2 separate regions of the Homo sapiens genome follow, and region 1 is linked to region 2. Evidence: chromatin contacts called from ENCODE Hi-C or POLR2A ChIA-PET data. All regions are on one chromosome and are shown on one strand. The core of a region is the stretch at or near the end of the contact, and the rest is flanking DNA. Distances in the headings are between cores, read along the strand shown. Region 1 holds the start of NVL (nuclear VCP like). Region 2 has its middle 120 kb from the start of FBXO28.

The links. Hi-C counts contacts between places; a loop is a spot of excess contacts on that map. ChIA-PET counts read pairs that join two places held with the same protein, here RNA polymerase II (POLR2A). Pooled maps may share reads with other maps.
Region 1: a map of CD4-positive, alpha-beta T cell shows a loop between it and region 2 (7-fold over the local background). The contact joins the promoter of NVL here to the enhancer-like site in region 2. A Hi-C loop is called at or near these places in 7 of 168 maps with a recorded cell type or tissue (B cell, CD4-positive, alpha-beta T cell, CD8-positive, alpha-beta T cell and 4 more), 25 of 37 single-sample maps with no recorded cell type and 21 of 50 pooled maps. POLR2A ChIA-PET finds 5 or more read pairs at or near these places in 3 of 52 experiments (CD4-positive, alpha-beta T cell, MCF 10A and activated B cell).

The regions. Positions count from the first base shown.
Region 1 is chr1:224,326,208-224,333,199 of GRCh38, forward strand. It overlaps NVL (nuclear VCP like), which reads right to left and starts at 3,965. Exons shown (of 23, transcript NM_002533.4): 1 at 3,864-3,965; 2 at 184-257. The coding sequence starts at 3,920. RefSeq lists enhancers at 3,533-3,672, 3,723-3,772, 3,963-4,012, 4,033-4,182.
Region 2 is chr1:223,994,786-224,001,356 of GRCh38, forward strand. It overlaps the pseudogene SEPTIN7P13. Among named protein-coding and RNA genes, the nearest start is that of FBXO28, 120 kb to the right of the region's middle. Within about 2 kb of position 4,491, at least 3 of the 41 ENCODE cell types and tissues checked have a DNase peak (open chromatin) inside an H3K27ac peak, as active enhancers do; they include B cell, where a contact is called at or near this core.

The DNA of each region.
Region 1 (6,992 bases), core at 2,715-5,214, 330 kb after region 2:
TTTTACTGCACATAATAGGTATTTGATAAATGTTTGCATAACTGAATTGAGTTCCAAGATTATGGATTGGTGAACTAATGCCAGCAGCTACTGATATCAACTGGAAATTTAGGCAGGATATAAACTTTTAAAATGGTAAAGGAGACATAAAAATCCAAGGATCCGGAAACTATATTTATTTACCTGTACACTCTTTGTAAATCAGACGCTAAGACTCCAATGTCCACATATTTGCCACATTTGTTACTGGTAAGGTACTAAAACAGAAAATATAACAAATACAAAACACCCAATATTTCAAACTCAGTGATTTTAATCAACAGATTGAGCTATCTGAACACATTATACTTTAAGATAAACTCTTCGTTAATAAAGTGTACCAGAAACATAAATAAAAGTAACCAAATAATTGTCAAATATGAAATCAGAAAATTTAATTAACATTATTAATCACTATAATACAATACTAATAATTATCAGAATAGTTATAAGGCAGTAAGTGAGGGCTTACTTACTAATATCCTAGGTTTCCAAACACCCCAGAACACTGCAGTAAACTCATAAGGGTAGGAGGGGATATTTTAAACTTCAAGGAACACAGTGATATTTGACATCTGTCAGATACTGCAGAACTACTAGCTTGAGGCAATTTAGTTTCAATATTAAATCACCTTTTGGCTGGGCATGGTGGCTCATATCTGTAATCCCAACACTTTGGGAGCCCAGGAGTTTGAGACCACCCTGGGCAACAAAGTTTGACCTCATCTCTACAAAAAAATTAAAAAGTTGGTTGGATGTGGTGGCTTGTGCTTATACTCCCAGCATTTTGGGAGGCCAAGGTGGGAGATCGCTTAAGCCCAGACTTAGAGGTTGCAGTGAGCTATGATCGAGCCACTGCACTCCAGCCTGGATAACAGAACGAGACCTTATCTCAAAAATAAATACATAAATAAGCCCGGGCGTGGTGGCTCACACCCGTAATCCCAGCACTTTGAGAGGCCAAGGCGGGAGGATTGCTTCAGTCCAGGTGTTCGAGACCAGCCTGGGCAAGGTGGTAAGATCTCATCTCTACAAAAAATTTTAAAATTAGCCAGACATGGTGGTGCATACCTGTGGTCCCAGCTACATGGGAGGCTGAGGTGGGAGAATCACTTGACCCCACGAGTTTGAGATGGCAGTGAGCAGTGTTCACACCACTGCACTCCAGCCTGGGTGACAGAGCTAGACCCAGTCTCAAAAATAAAAAATTAAAATTAAATTAAATATATAGCTAAGTGAAAATTTATTTAAAATATTGTGTAAGACTATCTTCAGGCTATGTGTGTAAGGTGTATATGAAACATAAATAAACTTCATGTTTAACTTGGGTCCCATCCCCAAATATCTCATTATGTATATGCAAACATTCCAAAACCTGAAAAAAATCAATCTGAAACATTTTTTGGTCTTAAGCATTTAGAATAAGGGATATTCATTTGTACTTTTATAATGAACCAAAGTGAAAGCTATAGAGGAAAACTGATAATGTCAAACGCTGAAAAGAGTCAAGTGTGAGGACAGAGAAGAGGCCACTAGATCCAGTAATTAGGAGTCACTGCTCAGAAACCTCAATAAAGTGAAGGAGCAAGTTGTGGGACGCGGGAACATCCAGAGGAAGAGTAATTCAGAGTGACTGAACAACGAGAACAAAGGTCCTGTGCTTGGCATGTTTGAGAAGGTCTGTGTGGCTGGGACAGGAGAGGAAAAGTAAACTAGGACAACAGAGGCCAGAATATGCAGGGCTTTTCAGACTGGGTTTTACTCTAGATGTCTGTGACTCCACTGAAAGGTTTTGAGCAGGGCTATGGCAAGCTCTGATTTCCCCCCCCTTTTTTTTAGTTATACTTTAAGTTCTGGGATACATGTGCAGAACATGCGGGTTTGTTACATAGGTATACAGGTGCCATGGTGGTTTCCTGCACCCATCAACCCGTCATCTACATTAGGTATTTTTCCTAATGCTATCCCTCCCCTAGCCCGATTTTTCCCTTTAAAAGGATGTCTTGGCCACGCCTGTAATCCCAGCACTTTGGGAGGCTGAGGCGGGCAGATCACCTGAGGTCAGGAGTTCGAGACTAGCCTGGCCAACATGGTGAAATCCCATCCCTACTAAAAATACAAAAAGTAGCCAGGCGTGATGGCATGCACTTGTAATCCCACGTACTCGGGAGGCTGAGGCAGGAGAATCACTTGAACCCAGGAGGCAGAGGTTGCAGTGAGCAGAAAAAAAAAAAAAAATTAGATGTCTCTGGCTGCTCTGTGGGGAATAGGCTTTAGGTAAAAGCAGAATCAGAGAGATCAGTTAGGAGGCTATTGTAATAGTATAAGGTAGAGATGATGGTTTGGACTAAGATGGTTACAGGGAAAGACAGTAAGAAGTACTTGGAATATATTTTGAAAGTAAAGCCAACCAGGCTGTTGACAGATGGTATACAGGAAATGAAAGACTCAGAATGATCCTTAAGGTTTTTGGCCTTAACAACAGGACGAACGGTAGTATCATTTACTGAGATACAGAACACTAAGAAAGGGCAGATTTGAAGGAAGAAAAAAATCACAAATTCCACTTGGCCATTTTAATTTGGAGATATGCTGACTAGGCAGCTGGATATATCAATCTGTACTTCAAGATAAAATCTGGACTGGAGATATAAAGTTAGCAGTCATAAATATACAGAGGCCAGTGCAGCAGCTTGCACCGGTAATCCCAGCACTTTGGGAGGCTGAGGCCCGATCGCTTGAGCCCAGGAGTTAGAGACCAGCCAGAGTAACATAGTGGAACCCCGTCTCTACAAATAATAATAATAATAATAAATTAGCCAGGTGTGGTGGTGCACACCTGTAGTCCCAGCTACTGGGGAGGCTGAGGAGGGAGGATCACTTGAGTCAGGGAGGCCGAGGGTGCAGTGAGTTATGATTGTGCCCATAAACAGCCACTGCACTCTAGCCTGGGCAACAGAGCGAGACTATGTCTCAGAAAAATAAAAATAAAATGAAATAAATACATAGATAATAGAGTATGTAGATACTACTCAAAGGTTATTACACTAAATGAGATCACATAGGAAGTATGGATAGATAAGAAAGGTGTATGAGGAAAGAGGAGGAAGGGGAGGTAAGAGAACAGTGGCACAGAGCACTTCCAACATTTACAAGTTGGTAGGAAAAGATGGGTCCGAAAAGGAGATTGTTTAGGGGCTGGTGAAGTGAAAGAAAAACAAGGAGAATGTGTAGCTCACAAATTCCTAAGTGAAGAAAATTCTCTCCCACCTTTTAACTCAGACTGCTTGCTTACATTCTGAGGTATTTGCCACACACTGCTTTTTACTGATGGTCATGAAAATGAGAAAACCGTAGGCAAAGTGCCTGTTACTGTTGCCAGACCCATGTTATCTCGTTTTAGTGTGTAAGTTCCTTGAGAACGGAAATTAACATATTATTTATGCCACCCCTTCTCAAGGACCTCTTACAATGCGAGCGTTTGAAGACCATTCCTGTGCTAACTTCACAAGCCAAAGAGGTTAAAATTCAAAGGCTACCTCCACTCTACTGAATGATCTGCGCTGAAGACGACCAGACAACTTGGGCAGCCCTACCAAGCTGCACCCTCCCACCATCCCCGGCTTCTCCCTGAGACTCCGCACCAACGTGGGTAGGGAAGGCCCCGGCAGCACCAACTAAGGAGAAACAGACGCACGCCCAGACCCAGACTGGGGAAAGAAGACTAGTTGAGTTCCACCTGGATGCCACCCGACAAAAGGGGAGTGGCACCCTGGGGCAGCGATCGGGGCCCTTGGCGAGGCCAAGCGGTGCAGAATACACACCTGGATGACTCGCTGCTTGAGTTTATTATCCACGAACCCTGCAGGTCTGGGCTTCATCGCGTCGGTCTTCCAAGCCACAGCTCGGACCGCCAGCTCCTAGTCAACCGGGGGCCTCGTAGGGGTTGCCCGCCGCGATCGCCGGGCCAGTTGCACCTGAAATGCGCCCCTCCTGGGGCCTAGCCCGCGCCGTTTCCGTCAGAATAAAAGTAATGCGAATGAAGGGGAAAAAATTCCGAGGAGAGGGAGAAGACTTGAAAACCTCAGGGAGTTTCTAGGGGCCTTATTTTGCAGGCCTGCCCAGTGGACCCTGGAAGATTAGGACCCCTTTGAACGCGCTCAACTTTATTGGTTCCCCGCCGGGCGAACCAGGTGGGAGGAAGTTCCTACCCCGGCGCGGTGTGCGGAGACGCTGTCAACGGCGTCCTCTGGAAAACTTGGTTTGCTTTCCTCAGGCGTTCCAGCCACACCTCATTCTGATACAAAGCTAGTCTTCGCAAAACCAGCCACGGTAGATACTTGGAGTGATAAAATCAGGGTAAAAACACACCACCAGCCGCTGCTTGCTTTCCCACGTAGTTATCTTACATTTTAGAGGCCCGACAAAAGGGCTAGGTGAAAAAGAAAAGGAAGGACGGATTTATCCAGATAACTAAGTCATTTGTTACTTTTAGAACTCGTTTGACTTACGCTGTTATCATCGGCAGGTAATTTGTTGAATATATCCAGTGCAGGACTCCTTGGCCCAGAATTTTATCAAACGTTTGTATTTGCCCCAAGAAGTTTATCCTGCACTTAGGGAGACACAAAGGGACAGTTACCAAGCATTAAAAAAAAAATGCTGGCTTTAGTTTCTGTCTTCTTGTTTATTTCAACCGTGTTTTGAGTATTCTTATTTCAGGTCCTCCTTGGCTTATGACAAGGTTAAGTGCAGTGTATTAAGGGGCAGAGGGGAGAGAAAATGGAATTAAGAGAAGGGCGTGAGGCCGGGCACGGTGGCTCACACCTGTAATCCCAGCACTTTGGGAGGCCGAGGCGGGCAGATCACTTGAGGTCAGGAGTTCACGACCAGCCTGGCCAACATGGTGAAACCTTGTCTCTACTAAAAATATAAAAATTAGCACTGAATTAAGTATTAGATTTCCCACTCAAAATATTGATCCGTTTGGTTGCAACTTCATTTCCTACTTCTTCACTATGTGTAGTTTTATTTTTTATTTTTTTAGTTGTAAAATATAAGAACATTCACCATCTTAAACATTTTAAAGTGTGCAGTTTAGTGATAATACATTCATAATATGCAACCATCACTGCCATCTAGTTCCAGAACTCTTTTCATCTTGTACAACTAAAACTCTATACTAATTAAAAAATAACTCCCCATTCCTCCCTCCCCCCAGCCCCTGGCAACTACCATTCTACTTACTGTCTTTATGATTTTGACTACACTAACTTCCTCATATAAGTGGAATCTTCCAGTATTTGACTTTTGTGACTGGCTTGTTTCTTAGCTTAATGCCCTCATATAGCATGTGTTAGAATTTCCTTCTTTCTTTTCTTTTTTTTTTTTTTTTTTTTTTGATACAGAGTCTTGCTCTGTTGCCCAGGCTGGAGTGCAGTGGCGCAATCTCAGCTCACTGCAACCTTCGCCTCCTGGGTTCAAGAGATTCTACCACCTCAGCCTCCCAAGTAGTTGGGACTACAGGTGTGTACCACCACACCCGGCTAATTTTTTGTATTTTTAGTAGAAATGGCGTTTTGCCATGTTGGCCAGGCTGATCTCCAACTCCTGACCTGAGGTGATCCACCTGCCTTGGCCTCCCAAAGTGCTGGGATTACAGGTATAAGCCACCGCACCTGGCCTTTCCTTCACTTTTAAGGCTGAATAAAATTTGGCTCTTTTGTTGCCATTCTGCCTTTTGCCATGGGATGACACAGCAAGAAGGCCCTCACCAAATAACAACTCCTTGATATTGGACTTTCCAGCCTTCTTGCATTCATTCAACAAGTGTTTATTGAGTGCCTACCAGTTTCAGTCTCTGCTCTGCGCTTTAGGCTTGTGGGGAAAAGTGGAAGAATTATAACTAACTTTTTATAACATTTAAAAAATTTGATTAGGTATTTATGTGCTTGATTAAATGTTAGCAAAGATTCCCTACAGCATATAGTACAAATGTAGTCAATGCTCAGTAATTTTTAAAATGAAATGTAATTCTGTGCATGCCAAATGTCCAACATAGAATGAAAACACACTGAGGCCAGGCATGGTGGCTCATGCCTATACTACCAGCACTTTGGGAGGCAGAGGCAGGTGGATCACCTGAGGTCAGGAGTTCAAGACTAGCCTGACCAATGTGGTGAAACCCTGTCTCTATTAAAAATACAAAATTATCCGGGTGTGGTGGCCCATGCCTGTAATCCTAGCTACTTGGGAGGCTGAGGCAGGAGAATCACTTGAACCTGGGAGGCAGAGGTTGCAGTGAGCTGAGATTGCGCCATTGCACTCTAGCCTGGGCAACAAGAGCAAAACTCCATCTCAAAAAAACGAACAAATAAACAACCACATTGAAAGGCCTAGTAGTATCATGACATGTACTAGGCAATATAGTTTATTAGTCTATAATTTGTCATAGAATACTATCCTACACTTAGGGTTGACTTCATGGGTATGTGACCTCTGCAGTCACACAGGGCCCTGTGCTCAGAAGGGCCCCACAGGTGGTTTAATGCTGTACTGTTGCCATCTTGAAATGCTTTCTGAATAAGCTGTCCCTTATTTTCATTTTGCACTGGGTCTTACAAATTATGTAACCAGCCATTCATATGTAAACTTGAAGTACTCTAGAATGCTGCCTTCTTCTTCTTTTTCTTCTTTTTTTTTTTAGGTGGAGTCTCACTATATTGCCAGGCTAGAGTGCAGTGGTACGATCTTGGCTCACTGTAACCTCCGCCTCCCGGGTTCAAGCGATTCTTCTGCCTCAGCCTCCCAAGTAGCTGGGACTCCAGGTGCATGCCACCATGCCCAGCTAATTTTTGTATTTTTAGTAGAGACAGGGTTTCACCATATTGGCCAGGCTCGTCTTGAACTCCTGACCTCGTGATTCGCCTGTCTCGGCCTCTCAAAGTGCTGGG
Region 2 (6,571 bases), core at 3,241-5,740:
CACAGCGAGACCCTGACTCCACAAATAAATAAATCAACATCATATGATCTGTACCAGGGTATAGGCAGGTGCTATGATCCCCACTTTTCATCCTCAACTCTAAGTTGAGTCATACATCAACCTCTAGTAAAAAGTGGCATGCTCTCAGTCAAAGGGGTAAGCCCAAACCACGCGGAGAGAATCTTATCTCTTTTGAGAGCTAATATAAAAAGAATTCCTCCTAGGCATAAAAATATTGTGACACCAGTTACTTAGGCTAAACATGCCTATTATGCTAAGTGAGTTATTAACAATAAATACTTTAACTCTGTGCCATGTTAATTATCATAATCTGATTTATAATTTGTTTTAACCTTAGGTTATATATACCTTGAAGCCATTTATATTTTGGTATACTTGTAATAATTACTATACACCGGACTATGTATATTGGACTAAACACGGAGAGTCAAAAAAGAGTATGTGGTCAGAGTAGAAATCATGCCCTAGCTTCCTTCGTGTCTACCTCCTACCTTGAGTAGAAGTGGTAGAAAAAGTAATTACCTAAGATTTTTTGGATTCTGGTTTGTGGAGAAGCACCCTTATATTTAGGCTGATGGGCGGCAAAATTAGAAAGTATTTTTTGTGATTTAGAATTTTATACGGAGATGTTCATTGTGATTAATTATTCTTTGTATTAGCAGATTTTTGCTTTTTATAGCTGCATGATTTCTTGTTTATTATTCATTCATTATTGTCTATTAATAAAGAAAAACTTTATTTCACTGAAGCAGTGATATATAATCCAACTTGGATTTTTAAATAATGACTGACTTTTTTTCTTTGGGAATACATTACTGTTAAAAATGTAATTATTAGATACATTACTTTTAATGAATATAAGTGGTATAATTAGAAGGCTGAAAAGAATCCTTGGAAATGTGAGTTTAATTTGATAGCTAAGAAACTGAGGACAAGTTACTTATTCTTTGTAGCATATTTTCTAATGTCATTTCATTGTCTCACCAAGAAATACTTGCATAAAGCAAGTTCAATTACAGCATCTGTTGAATATTTAAGGTTGAGTAAAGTGGGTGAGTTTAACAGATATTTTCCCTTATTTCTTTTAGGCGAATCTGGATTGGGAAAGTTGATATTAATCAACTCATTATTCCTCACAGATTTGTATTCTCCAGAGTATCCAGGTCCTTCTCAGAGAATTAAAAAGCCTGTACAGGTCTACATATTGGTATTTTTAATTGATGATAAGCTGGAATAATATTAATACACACAAAGCACGTGTTGTAACTTTCATTATGCTTCCCTAGAGGTAAGATGCAAATTTGCCCTTAGCCAGTGTAAGATGGTAAATATGACTTCATAAAATCAAAAAAACAGAGGAAGTACAGTTAATCGAAAGAATTATCTTGACTAGAACTTTCCAAATTTGTCCTAAGGATTCTCCTAGAGATGACACTGTGACATAGTAACCAATTCCCCTGGAGTTGTGCTATGTAGTATGATAGTCATTTGCCACATGTTTAAATCAATTAAAATTAATTAAATTAAAATGCAATTTCTCATTTGCTCCAGATACATTTCAAGTGCTCAACAGCCACATGTGGCAAGTGGCTGCCATTTTGTGCAGCACATATATGAAGATTTTCATCATTGTAGAAAATTGCATTGGACAGTGTAGAGAAAACATGATTCATAGAAAAACTATTGTTATTTAAATAGTGTTCTATATTAGTCAGTGGGATAATACCATATCATAGTTGAATGGCAATAGCAATTCTGTAAAACTCCCATGCTATATGTGATCTAATTTACTGCTTCTCAGTCTTTGCTACGCATTCCAATCCTGGGTATCCTGTTAAATTTATTTCTTCTAGTAGTTCTGAGATGGGCTGCCTTTCTACATTTCTAACAAGATCCCAGGTGATGCTGATGCCGCTGGATGGTAGATCACACTTTATAAAGCAAGGGGCTAGACTCTAGATATGCACTTTTTATTAAATAGTACAGCAGCCTGTAGCCACATGTGGCTATTAATCTTTGAAATGTGGGTAGTCTGAATTGTGATGTTCTGCAAATATAAAATATGCCACAGATTTCTAAGACTGAGCATGGAAAAGAAAATCTCCGTAATTTTTTATATTGATTGTATACTGCAGTGATAATATTTTGGATGTATCGGGTTAAATAAAATTGACTGATTTCACCTTTTTCCTATTTTAAAAGTGGCTACTAAGAAAATTTTAAATTACTTACATGACCGACATGGTATTTTTATTTGGCAGCGCTGCTCTAAGCTGTTGATGAAAAATATTGTTGGTGAGCTCTGCTTAGGTAATATGTAGGACACGAGCAGAGAGGAGGCACGTGAACAGTTCTGGCTGAAGTAGGCTTCATTGAGGCCGTGATGCTTTTAGCTGGATTTGAAGAAGTGGTAGTGAGCATCCCAGTGCACAGGATAGGAGGACAGTCTATATATTCTGAGCAGTAACTCATATATATCATACTGCAAGACCCCAAAGGAGTAATTTTTTGAAGTAAATATCTTATTTCTCCTTTTTAATGTTTCTATTTTGGGAATTTTTTTTTTTTTAGTAACCTTCATAGGGCTTGAGATTTAAAATTACCTGCAAAATTCTACTCTAAAAACTTGATCCTACATGCTTATTTATTTTGTGATAAATATTGGAAATTTTAAACCTAAGCAAGAAAATGAACTTTGAACTTTCTTAATTTGGGTATCTATTATGAATACCTTCACTTAAGTATTTATGAATTTAGATATGAAAGGTAAAACTAACCACTATCCAAATTAATATACAGTTCATTTCCAGAACCCTAGTTTCTTCCATGTGCTCACTCGCATTCAGTATTACAACCCCCAAAGATAAACACCTTACTGACTGCCTTCTCCATAAATTTGCCTGTTCTTGAACGTTATATACGTATACTTTTTTGTATCTGTTTTCTTTCAGTGAAGATTATGTCTGTATTATTTACTCATGTTGGGTGTAGTTGTTTTTTTCATCGTCGTATAATACTCCATTGTGTGAATGTATAAAGTATATCCTTTATTATTTATTGTAGATAAGCCTTTGGGTTTTCAGTTTTTTACTAACGGGAACATTCTTGTGCATGTCTTAGTAGACTTAGGCACTCATTGCTGTTGTGTGTGCATAAAGATATAAAGGTATTTGAGTTTATTTTATTTGATTTCTAGTGAGGTTGAACATGTCTTGTACTCAATAACTGTTCAGATTTCATTAAAGTCTTTTGGTAATCTTAATATTTTCTGTCATTTTCTTGCTGATTTATAGGAGTTTGAAAAATCTAATAATCCCCTACATTTTAGATATTGCAGACATTTTCTCCCCAGGTGAGCATCTGTTAAAGATGTGACATGCCCTCAATTTATTTTAGAATTCTTACATTGGCTTAGCTTCAAAATAAATTGCCTAAACCCATTTTACCTTCCTTTAAAGTAACACTTCAAAAATATCCTCTTCTGTTGTGAATATCTTCCCGGAAACTCTCTTTATCTTGAAAACAAAGGGGTAATGGAGGTACTAGAGAATATCTCTAGTAGGATTTTTAAGACAGGCCTGTGCACCACTGTTAAATATCTTTTCTGTACCAAAAAGAAGACCTGTAACATTTGAGAACCAGATTGATCCTTAGTAGAATCCTGTAGAAGTCCTCTTTCCTGATTGAACCATAGAGGTGTATTCCTTTATATACTGAAAACTAGCTGAAGATAATCTAAACTCTTGTGCCCAGTTAGGAAAGAACATGCCATATTATGGACAGGGTCAGAGTCATTCAAGAAGCCTGAATATAGTTAGAAAATGAGAATGTAATCTTTTTAATAGTTGGCTGGCTCTTTACCAAGCCCAGTAGTCTTGAAGATATAGGGGAAATAGTGTAAACGGTTGTCAAGATGAATCTAAAATGGAAATTAATCAGTTCCCTAGAATAGATTGAGAAATTAGCTTTAGGAAAAAGATAAATTTCACACACACTGTACCATGGAAGGTACAGTGCTGATTCAGACAGACTGGGAATGGTCTCATTTTTAAGTGGTGATGTGAGGTACTTCACTGAGCATTGTGACAGGCACGGGCTTGGGAAGAGCCTATTAGGAAATGGGAGAGGCATGAGACTAAGGAGCACATAAGAGTAATATTAGCAGAGAAATTCTTTTTGAGGTTGAAGGTCATGAATTTTATGGTATAGGAATAGAAAGAGGGGTTAATCCAGAATGGGATTTGAGTTGGAAAGGGAAAGAAATAAAGGTTTTGGGAAGGAGGTTGCTAATAGAAAATGAGAGGGGCAAGGGATTTGAGGTCTCAGTAAGGAGACAGGGATATGAGGAGTGGAGAGGTTCAGAATAGAAAGCCAAATTAGAGTTTTGGGATCAACTTTCTTCTCAGTAAAGTAGTCCTGGGTCTTCGTGAGAAGGAAGTATTCTTCAGGCATAACTGTTCTACTATTGGTTACTTCCTCTTTCATTGTCTTGTGGAACACGATGAAACATTTAAGATGATATTCATCTTTTGAGCCAATAAATAAGGGAAATAGATAGTTTTTGTGTTTGAGCTAAGTGGAGTATCTCAGGCCATTCCAATGTCTTCAGAGTTTTGGCTGTAATGCTACCTCTTGAGCAAGTGTAGGTAGAGGTAAGCTCTTGACAGAAAATTTTAACCCTCTCTTCAAAATGTTATATGCTTAATTAAATAACTTCTTAATTTACCTTAATAAATGGCGTATAAACATTAAGTTAGAAAAGGTTAGTGTATATGAAGCTGTATAATCAACATTGTTTGACTTTTTTTCCTCAGATTGTAAAACTGAAAACTCAGTATACTAATACTCTTGTATACTGTATACACTCAGTATTAGAAAATGAGTACCTTTGATTTCTGGAATCTCGGATGCCAAAAGAGGTCTCAATAGATGAATTATACATAGATGATTCATAGACGATAGTTTTAGTTTTATTTATTTTTCAGGGAAAAACATTTGACAATGTTCTTGATTCATTTTTTTGGTATTAAATTATGCAGCTAATCTTAGAGAACCCTGAGTGATGCCATAAAAGATGTTGATGTGGCCTGCTTAAGGAAAGTGCACGGGAAAGTGGCCATTTGGAATAGATTTGTTAAGAAAAGTTTGAAATTCTTGGACTCGAACTAATTTGTTTTCCATGGATCCCATGAGGATACTTGTAAAAGCAGATGATAGGGTCCAGTTGGATCCTGTGAATGGCACTAGTTTGCAGTTATGTTTTCTGGATCTCTTCCATATGTCGCTGACTTCTTTGTATTTGACCATGTATGGACATACAGAATTTCATAGGCCAGAGAAGAAAAGAAGCTTTATAAACATTCCTTATGTGTGTAAAATACAAATCTTCATTTGTCTTAGCAAGTCAATAAGTAATTAAGTTGTTGAACTGATTTTTTTTTTAAACAGGGAAATATCTTAAAATTTAAGCTGTTAGGTTAAAATGTGTGTTTGGTATACAGCATATTACTGAAGGTAGAATGGGCTTCATTTGGTAATAAAGGAACCAGAAATATTTTTAAGTAAAATTGGGAGATGATTCATGTAGATTAACTATATTTTTGTATCACTTTCTAGAATACAGTACTATGTTGTTTAAAAGAGTAAGTAGGTAAAGGAGTGGTATAATTACTTTGGATATTTCTGCGTCAGCCACAGTTACCATGAATAAATGATCTGTCTTTATAAAGGAGATGGAAGTGAATTCAAGATATTGAGATGTTAGATTTGACTGGGTTGTCCTTTGACTAGAAGATCACCAGATAAAGAAAATGTAAACTTCCTAAACCAGATAAGATGATATTGTTAAAAAATTTTTTTGGCCCAGCACTTTGGGAGGCTGAAATGGGAAGATTGCTTGAACCCAGGAGTTTGAAGCTGCAGTAAGCTATGATCTACCATGCACTCCAGCCTGGGCAACAGAGTGAGACCCTGACTAAAAAAAAAAATTTTTTTTCCTTTGGTTCTCATGATTTCACACTGATGAATCTGATTGTTTTCTCTGAGTCATTTTGCCTCTCTCATGTTATTAGGGTAACCTGATAATAGACATGTTATCTGAGTTATGTGGTATGTAACAGTGATCTTCTAAATGATGTGCATCCATCACTGATACTGAGGATGATCAGAAACTATTACAACTCTTATTTATTGATCTTTACTTTTAATCTACAGATAAATGATAATACATATTAATACTTAATATTCAGATTGCCAATAGTATATATTTGGTGGGTAAATATCTTTTGGATCTGCAAAATTTTCACTGATAGTTTGTATCAGGATCAAAGCAGTTTGAAGAACATTAATCTAAAAGATAAGACTTTGGCATCTCATTTCTCTAAAAGATAAGTCATGCATGTACACACTCAGGCAATTTTTTTCAGTTTTATAAGTTTTATTCTTGATAATAAAATTCTTTTAACAGAAAACTCTTGATTGCTATAGACCTCTGCTGTGTATTCAGTAGTCACTAGCCACATGTGGCTATTTAAGTTAATTCAAATTAAAT